Linked DNA regions of Homo sapiens: region 2 is linked to region 1. A link is a contact called in ENCODE Hi-C or POLR2A ChIA-PET data. All regions are on one chromosome and are shown on one strand. Each heading gives the region's core, a stretch centred on a gene start or an enhancer-like site at or near the end of the contact. The rest is flanking DNA. Distances are from core to core; before and after follow the strand shown.

The links. Hi-C counts contacts between places; a loop is a spot of excess contacts on that map. ChIA-PET counts read pairs that join two places held with the same protein, here RNA polymerase II (POLR2A). Pooled maps may share reads with other maps.
Region 2: a map of OCI-LY7 shows a loop between it and region 1 (11-fold over the local background). The contact joins the enhancer-like site here to the promoter of ANKRD31 in region 1. A Hi-C loop is called at or near these places in 1 of 168 maps with a recorded cell type or tissue (OCI-LY7) and 3 of 50 pooled maps. POLR2A ChIA-PET finds 5 or more read pairs at or near these places in 1 of 52 experiments (PC-9).

Annotation. Positions count from the first base shown.
Region 1 is chr5:75,235,289-75,239,320 of GRCh38, forward strand. ANKRD31 (ankyrin repeat domain 31) reads right to left here and starts at 1,590. Exons shown (of 26, transcript NM_001372053.1): 1 at 1,295-1,590. The coding sequence starts at 1,398. LOC124901006 (a long non-coding RNA gene) reads left to right here and starts at 1,750. Exons shown (of 2, transcript XR_007058823.1): 1 at 1,750-2,078. RefSeq lists an enhancer at 1,311-1,480 and a silencer at 1,531-1,830.
Region 2 is chr5:76,579,877-76,583,896 of GRCh38, forward strand. All of the region lies in intron 5 of IQGAP2 (IQ motif containing GTPase activating protein 2), which reads left to right. Among named protein-coding and RNA genes, the nearest start is that of F2RL2, 42 kb to the right of the region's middle. RefSeq lists an enhancer at 2,351-2,440. Within about 2 kb of position 2,540, at least 4 of the 41 ENCODE cell types and tissues checked have a DNase peak (open chromatin) inside an H3K27ac peak, as active enhancers do; they include OCI-LY7, where a contact is called at or near this core.

The sequences.
Region 1 (4,032 bases), core at 340-2,839:
AGGCTGGAGTGCAGTGGAGTCATTTTGGCTCATAGCAACCTCTGCCTGTTTCTCATTACAACCAAAAACTCCGAATGAATATTTTTTAAAAACTACTCGAGAACCTTGAAAAGTAAACAATAGCAGGTAGATTGGGGACTGAAGTTGAAATCTTAATAACAACCCATTTATTGACGAGTTTCAGTTTGTTTTCGGTTTTTTGGTTCTTTTTTGTCTTTCAGCTTTGAACCATCCAGTGGGCACAGACAGTAAACCTATTTTTATCCAGAAGACCAAGGAAAATGACCCCTGCATGCCAGAAGGTATAGGACAAAGCCCAGGGCTTTATGTTGCTTTCTCTCTCACCTCCCAGCCCTGCCCCAAGGCTGGCCCTAGCCTCAGAGCAGACACCAACCATGGCAACTGGGGAACATAAAACTCAAGAGAAAGTGTCTACCAGAGGAACTGGGAAAAGGGATCGGTATTGCCTGAAAAGTGTGGACAGAATCCCCCTTTTTTCTCTCTTTTCTTAACTCTGTGCTAAAGGCTGTCCCCCTTGTAAGGAACTGCTGTATAGTGAAAAGGCTAACACTCAAAGAAACCTGTCTTTCTGATCATATGAACTGGCAAGTGGGTATGATGAGGAAAGGGGGCAGGAGAATCCTGGAGAAGAGAGAGAGGGAAAGGAGAATGACCTAATTCTGTGTACGATCCAACTTAAGTCCCAGACACAGCCCTGAGCACATATGAAGCAGACCTAGTGGCCTCATCCCTGCCCTCTTTTCCCTGTGTCTAGCACAGAGAATATGTTAGAGAAAGGTTTCGATAACCTGAAATACCGACTTTTTTGGATTCGTATAAAACTATTCGTTTCCAGTTTGGCAGGGACCAGTTTCCCCATCACACATTCTTTTCTTGAGAGAAACTGTTACCCATTTTCCTAGAACTGAGCTACGAGTCTCTTGAAGCAAAATGAAGTCTCCTGAAACAAAATGCAGTTAAGTTCAGACCCAAGATCTTTTTTGCTTGTGCAAAAAGACTTAAAGCCCCCAAAAGGAAAGCCTTTTGAAAAATGCTATAAAGCCACCTAGTACAAACCTCATTTTATCCCTAGCTGGTTGGGGGTAGGTGGGAACAGACTGTGTTTGCTTATTTACAAGCTCTCAGCTCAGGCACGGCTGCCCCACAAGGCTCTGATCCTGCCCACAAGCACATGTTCTGGTCACGATCTCCACTCAAAACTCTGACCCCCTCAGAGGGCACCTGGGCCGCCCTGGCGCGAGGGTTCAGGCACTGTGGCCCTAATGATGGTCACCTTCTCCAGGGCAGCTCCTTTTCTTCCAGGTCGCTCTCCGTCACTGAACCCTCTATCACAGTTTCATCACTGTCCCAGTCTGGGGCCTGGACGCCTTCCTCCATCTTTGCCTCACATTCAAAGTCTTTTTTACCCTCCTCTAACTCCCTCTTGCCCGCAAACAAAAAAACGCTTTGAGGGCCAGGGGAAATTGTGAATTAAAAATAAAAATAATATAATCGCAGCAGGAGCCGGGACTTGTCGCAGGGCTGCTGAGGAGGACGCAGGCGGCCGCGAGCGCGGCGGGGTAGCAGTCTGCGAGGCGGCCCGCGGGTCCCGCCGCTCGTCGCAGACAGGGGGCAGCCGCTCGCCACACGACGGAGCCCTGCGCAGCGCTCGGCCCCGCCCCCAGCTCCCGTGGCCGGAAGTGGGAGGCCGCGCGCGCGCGCGCAGGCCTACTCTGGGCGTGGCCTGCCGCTGCGTGTTTTTTTCACGGTTTCTCATTCTCGGTCGCTAGGCTTTGAGGGTGCTGGGGTTGCTGCTGCAGAGACCAGAAAGGCAGGCGTGGCGCACCCAGAACTCAGACCGAGCCTGCTTAACACCCTTGGCCGGGAGGGTGACCTGCCATGCACCTGATGCTTGTGAGCCCCAGATACGGGAAGAGCTGTCAGCTCCTGCCCGCCCCAGCAGCCCTGGCATTCTGGAGCCAGAATGCGACCTTAGACCTAAAGAGAGTTTTTGCAGCCCACCAAGTGCTTCCTTTCCCTTTAATCCCTTGACAGCCTCTCCTCAAGTGTCCTCTGAGGTAGACAAAACAGATACGTTTATCAGAAGTTTTAGCTCATCAACTAATCTCAGTGATGTATTTTGCATTTTTTTTTTCTCTCAACAACGCTTTGGTTACCTGAAATACAGATTATGCAGGAAAGGCAGGATAAATGCTTTATTTTTTCCTCTTTTATCAATTTTTATAATAATAGTAATGCCTAGCAACCTCCAAAAGTAGTCAATTGCGTTTTAATGAAGTACTAGAATTTTATATATTTGATGTGTTTCAGTCTAGTTGAACATTTTTAATTCAAACTAATTCAAAACAAAGCCAAGTGAGCTTCCACTTGCCAAGTGAGAAGAAGATTCAAGAAAAGACCAAGTTGTTTTCCCATAGCAAGTGTTTAGTATTCACCTTGGAGTCTCCAGCATCTAGCACATATAAAGTCTAAGTTTTGTCATAAATGGATGGAGCTAGAGATTTCTGACTTCCCAATTCATTGCCCTTTTCACTATATGGAGTAGCTTTGCCATTATTATCATTATTATTATTTTGTGTTTTTACTATGTATATTCAAGCCACTGCTATTTAAAATGCTTGATTGGTGATTATCTTCTAAACTTAACTTGAGGCTGGGGGTGGTGGCTCTACCTGTAACCTCAATGCATTGGAGGCCGAGGCAGGAGGATTGCTTGAGACCAGAAGTTCAAGACCAGCCTGGGCAACATGGTGAGACCCCTATCTCTGCAAAAAATTTGTTTTTAATTAGCAGGGCATGGTAGCATGGGCCTGTAGTCCCAGCTACTCAGGTTGAGGCGGGAGGATCGCTTGAGCCCAGGAGTTTGAGGTTATAATGAGCTATGATTGAGCAAACGCACTCCAGCCTGAGCAACAGAGTCATACCATGTCTCAAAAAATAAAAAAATAAACTTACTTGAATAAGTAACTTACTTAAATAAAATTCCTCGCCTCAACTCTGTAAATTAGGCAGAGCAATAATAAATATGCAAAGAACTAGACCTCTTTTTTATTTTTTTTAACAGTAGTCCATTTATACCCTCCGTGTCTAAATCAGACCTAAATTCCTATCACCTTTCCTGCTCACCCACTGTTTAATTAATTCATTAGCGCATTCTTCTGTGTTGCCCAAGCTAATCTCCAACTCCTGGGCTCAAGCTGTCCTCCCACCTCACCCTCCCAAATAGCCGGAACTACAATCTCATGCCACTATGCCCACTTCACCCATTCTTTTAATTATCCAACTCTGCTTTCACAGGAATTGGGGGATGCATACCCAGTAAATGGTGGTGAGTGGCTCCATTTGCCCCAGAGGGAAAGATGACTCCACTAGTAACAGTACTTGCTCCAAACAGCTGGTAACAAGCTAAGTGCAATAAGTCCTCACTTAATGTCTGTCGGTAGGGTCTTGGAAACTGCAACCTAAAACAAAATGACTTACAAGGAAACCAATTTTACCATTGTCTAATTGATATATATGAGAGTTAAGTTCTTACAACATATTTCTGGTCACAAAAACATTACCAAACTTGTAAATAAACACCAAAACACCTTTACTATTAAACATTGAAATAAACGTGAGCTATATATATATTTATTAAATATATATATTTAAGAAATATCTTAAATATATATCAGATATTTATTAAATATATATTTAATAATAAATATTTAATATATTTAATAAATATCTAAGATATATATTTAAGATATTTCTTAATATATTTAATATATATAATAAATATCTAAGATATATATTTAAGATATTTCTTAATATATTTAATATATATTTAATAAATATATATAAGAAATGTCATATATATTTAAGAAAGATTAATAAAAATATATATATTTAAGAAAGACTAATAAAAACAAATAAGATAATTATTTACCTAGTCATTCCAGTTCAGGGTTGAGAGTGGCTGGAGCCTATCCTGGCAGCTCAGGGCTCAAGGCAGGAGCCAACCCAGCA
Region 2 (4,020 bases), core at 1,290-3,789, 1.3 Mb after region 1:
CTTATCTTGGGGCACTTCCTTTGTTTTCTGGGACTATTTAGTTTACTCAAAGTTCTTGGTCTTTATTCTTTCATGTAGTATAAATAGTATAAAAATATCTATATATAAACAAATATAGGCCAGGTGTTGTGGCTCATGCCTGTAATCCCAGCACTTTGGGAGGCTGAGGCAGGCAGATCATGTGAGGTCAGGAGTTTAAGATCAGCCTGGCCATGATGGTGAAACCTCATCTCTACCAAAAATACAAAAATTAGCCAGGTGTGGTGGCAGGTGCCTATAATCACAGCTACTCGGGAGGCTGAGGCAGGAGAATCGCTTGAACCTGGGAGGCGGAGGTTGCAGTGAGCTGAGACTGTGCCACTGCACTCTAGCCTGGGCAACAGAGGGAGACTCCATCTCAATTAAAAGAAAAAAAAAAAAGCATGGTGGCACACGCCTGTAGTCCCAGCTACTCGGGAGGCTGAGGCAGGAGAATAGACCCAGGAGGCGGAGATCACAATAAGCCAAGATCGCGCCACTGCACTCCAGCCTGGGCAACAGAGCGAGACTCCGTCTCAAAGAACAAAACAAAACAAAACAAAACAAACAAACAAAAAACAGATATAGAAGAAACAAAGTACTTGTGTTTTAATAATGCTCCCCAACTTGTTAAAGTCAATATAAATACACATTCGCTATTTATCTCTTTTTTTTATTACAACTTCCTTTTTGGACACTGTATATTATTCTCTTGATTATTGTTTTGAACCTGTGGCCTTTCTCAGACTTAACCAAGATTAATATCTCTTTCTTTTTGATGAACCAGATTGTTTCAGCTTGGTCAGTCTGAGCTCTTTCTGGCCCACTTCCTTGTCCTTCTAGCACCGTCCCTGACATTCTTTGAAATATCCTTGCTCGTGGTCACAACAGGATGTTCCAGTCCTATCCTGATTATTTCTGCTTTGAGATGTGGAACCACCACTCTCTAGGGATTCCTCTTAAAAGTCATGTGTTTATATTAATTTTTCAAGTTTAACCTTATTAGCTTACTGGATTCTGCTTTTCTTGCTGTCTAGTTCATTTGACCATTGAGATTCTTCTACATGGGCAGCCACAAACGGAAGCTATGTCTGCCTCTCCTCTGTGATAGGATTACTCTTCCCGCTGCTGATACTGTAGCTGTGTCGCAGCAGCCATGTTTTCAGGTGCAATGGTGATGCCATGGCTCTGGCAGACCCACTTCTGGTTCACCAGCCGTCCAGGTACTCTGGGAGCTTTGTGGAGTAGAGTTTGTCTAGCCAGCTCCCACACAGCCAGGTGGCTGTCTTGCTTACCAGGTGGCCTTTGAACCTGCTCCTCAGGCATTAATGCATAACTTTCCTTGTCTTAACACTCTGTTCCCTTAGAACCTTTTCCTTCCCTAAGAAACTGATTGAACCCTTATATCAGATTGATTATATCTCTAACAGTGAACATATTTGCATTTATAAATAAGATTTCCAAAGACAGTTTCTTAGCTCAAAGGACAGGCTCTAATCCTAGGTTCTCAGAAGGGATATCTGGAGATGGCAGTATTTGGAAGTAAGGTGAGGGAGGCAGTTGCACCTGCTTATTTCTTTCAAGTCCTTCCTTGCTCAGAATTCTCTCTGTGCTCTGAACCATTCCTTTCCCTTTCCTCCTCTTTCTGTCCTAAATTAGTATGGTGGTTATGCCTTTCTGTCTTCCTAAATTCTGAGCTCTTAAGAGACTATGAACCACATCTTGTTACTTCATACAGCTTACGTGCTATTGATTCCAAGTTAAAGTCTCTGGAGTTTGTATATTTAACTCTTCAGGAGGTTTAATTGAACTAATTTCTCTATGATAAGGCTACCTCAGGATTCCTTTGGTTTGGGGCTGAAAATTAGGTATAGAACCCTGGATTTTGATATGATATTGGCAGTGATATATGTGACTAAGATGGAAAAATTTGGTTCAGTAAATAAAACTATTTCAAACATGGAGTCTGTGGTGAAATAGAGATTCTTGGCATTGGAAAAAGTAAGAAAACCACTTTGATAGGTTATCAATAAGTGTTTGTATACAAAGGACACATTTATTTAACAAAGAATAGTAAGAACAAAGGTTAACACAAATGGAGCTTTTAACTATGTGCCTGGCACTGCACAAAATACTGTACTGGTATAATCTCATTTTATCTTCATAACATATCTGTGCAGTGGTCACTATTATTACTCCCATTTTATCACCAAGGCAGTTGAGGCACAGAGAGGCTGCCGAAGGTCACACAGTTAGTAAAAACCAGGATATGTGAGAACTGAACCTGTGCTATTATGAATTCAGCCAGCCAATGGCTTCAAAAGAAGTCAATTATTTCCCTACTTCTAAGAAAATTAAAAGAACACTGGTATCAGACTTGAACTTCAGCACAGGCCTCTCAGCTATTATATTTAACATGTTTTAAATGAAGAATCATGGAACTTGAGAAGGGGAAGGGCCTTGGGAAGTTATTGTAGTCTAAGTCATTCATTTCACAGATAAGGGAACTGAAAGCTTGGGTTACGTGACTTGCTCTTAGTCACACACTGAGGTTTTACCAGTTTTGGGACCAGGATTCAGCGCTTCTGGATTCTAGTCCTGTGGTCTTTCTGCTCTACCATGAGGCTTTGATATACAAACATTCATTCCACATGTTATAGTACAAAATGAGCTACACATAATGTGATCCAAGAAAGCTGAAATAAATTTAGCTCCTGCCTTTTAAGTTTGCATTTCATTACGATAGTACCTTTTAGTGTATATCCTGAAAGTATAGAAAAAACTAATACCACTAGTTTTATCTTGAAAGTGGTAGAAAAAACTAATGCCATGTGATATTGGCAGTAATGTATGTGACTAAGATGGAAAAATTTGGTTCAGTAGATAACAACTACTACTACTACTACTACTATATACTACTTTCATGATATACACTAAATGGTATTTTTTAAAACTTTCTTTATTGCTTCCTGGACTTTAAGTGATATTATTTGTACAAGTAGGAGCACATGGGTCAATGAGTCGGTAGCTACCTCTGGGCAACCCCTCCGTTGCTGGCCTCACTCAGCTGCACAGGTGTGCTGTAGCTTTTGGTGTGGTAGGAGGCTTGCTACCTCACAAAAAGTGCTCTCTTAGACATGAGAAGCAAAGGTGACATTAATTCCATGACTTCCTTTGGAATGCTCTCAGCCCTTTGACTTGGCTGTTAGGTACCAAACGGTGCTTAATAAATTAACTGTTGAAGAGCTACATGAGATTGGCACTTTTTCTATTCGATGGGCTTTTTTGTTTTTTAGATTAAGACTTGATTTCCTATATACTTCAGGTAATAAGCAGCCTCATTTGAATTTAAATGCTTGGGAAGGAAGTTTGCTATTGCTGTTTCTTTTCAGCATGGGAATACTGGGTAAACACAGTTTCCTGATAAACATTTGCCCGTTTGAGTAATCAGCTGGGAAGCACCTCCCACACAGAGATTAGGTGTAAAACGCCCATACCATGAAAAGTGATCTTTCCAAAGCTAACAGTTTAAACCTCAACATCAATGATTTAAAAAAAAAGAAAAAAAGTTGAAAATTGAGGCCAAACAGAAACTATACAATATTTTTTTTAATTTTTTAGTAAATGAGATTTTTTGATATATGCAAATGAGATCTTTACCTGATCAATATTAGCTTAAGAAAATATCAGACTTAAATTTAAAAGCAAAGATTCTTCCATGTTCAGAAAGCTAACTTCTCAGCACCACCTTGTGGTAACTTTTACTTAAGCCAGGATGTTTGTTTATTGTAAGATTTATATTAATATTACATTGTACAATGGAGAAATTAAAAATGTAATTGGAAATAGCTATCTAACTTCTTTATCATCAAAGGGGAAAATTAACAGTTTAGTATAAACATTTTACTTCATGTTATCATCAAACCTATATTTTGTGGTAGCCTAAGTACCTTAATTTAGGGATAGCATGGTAGAGAAAATTTTTTTTTTTTTTGAGACACA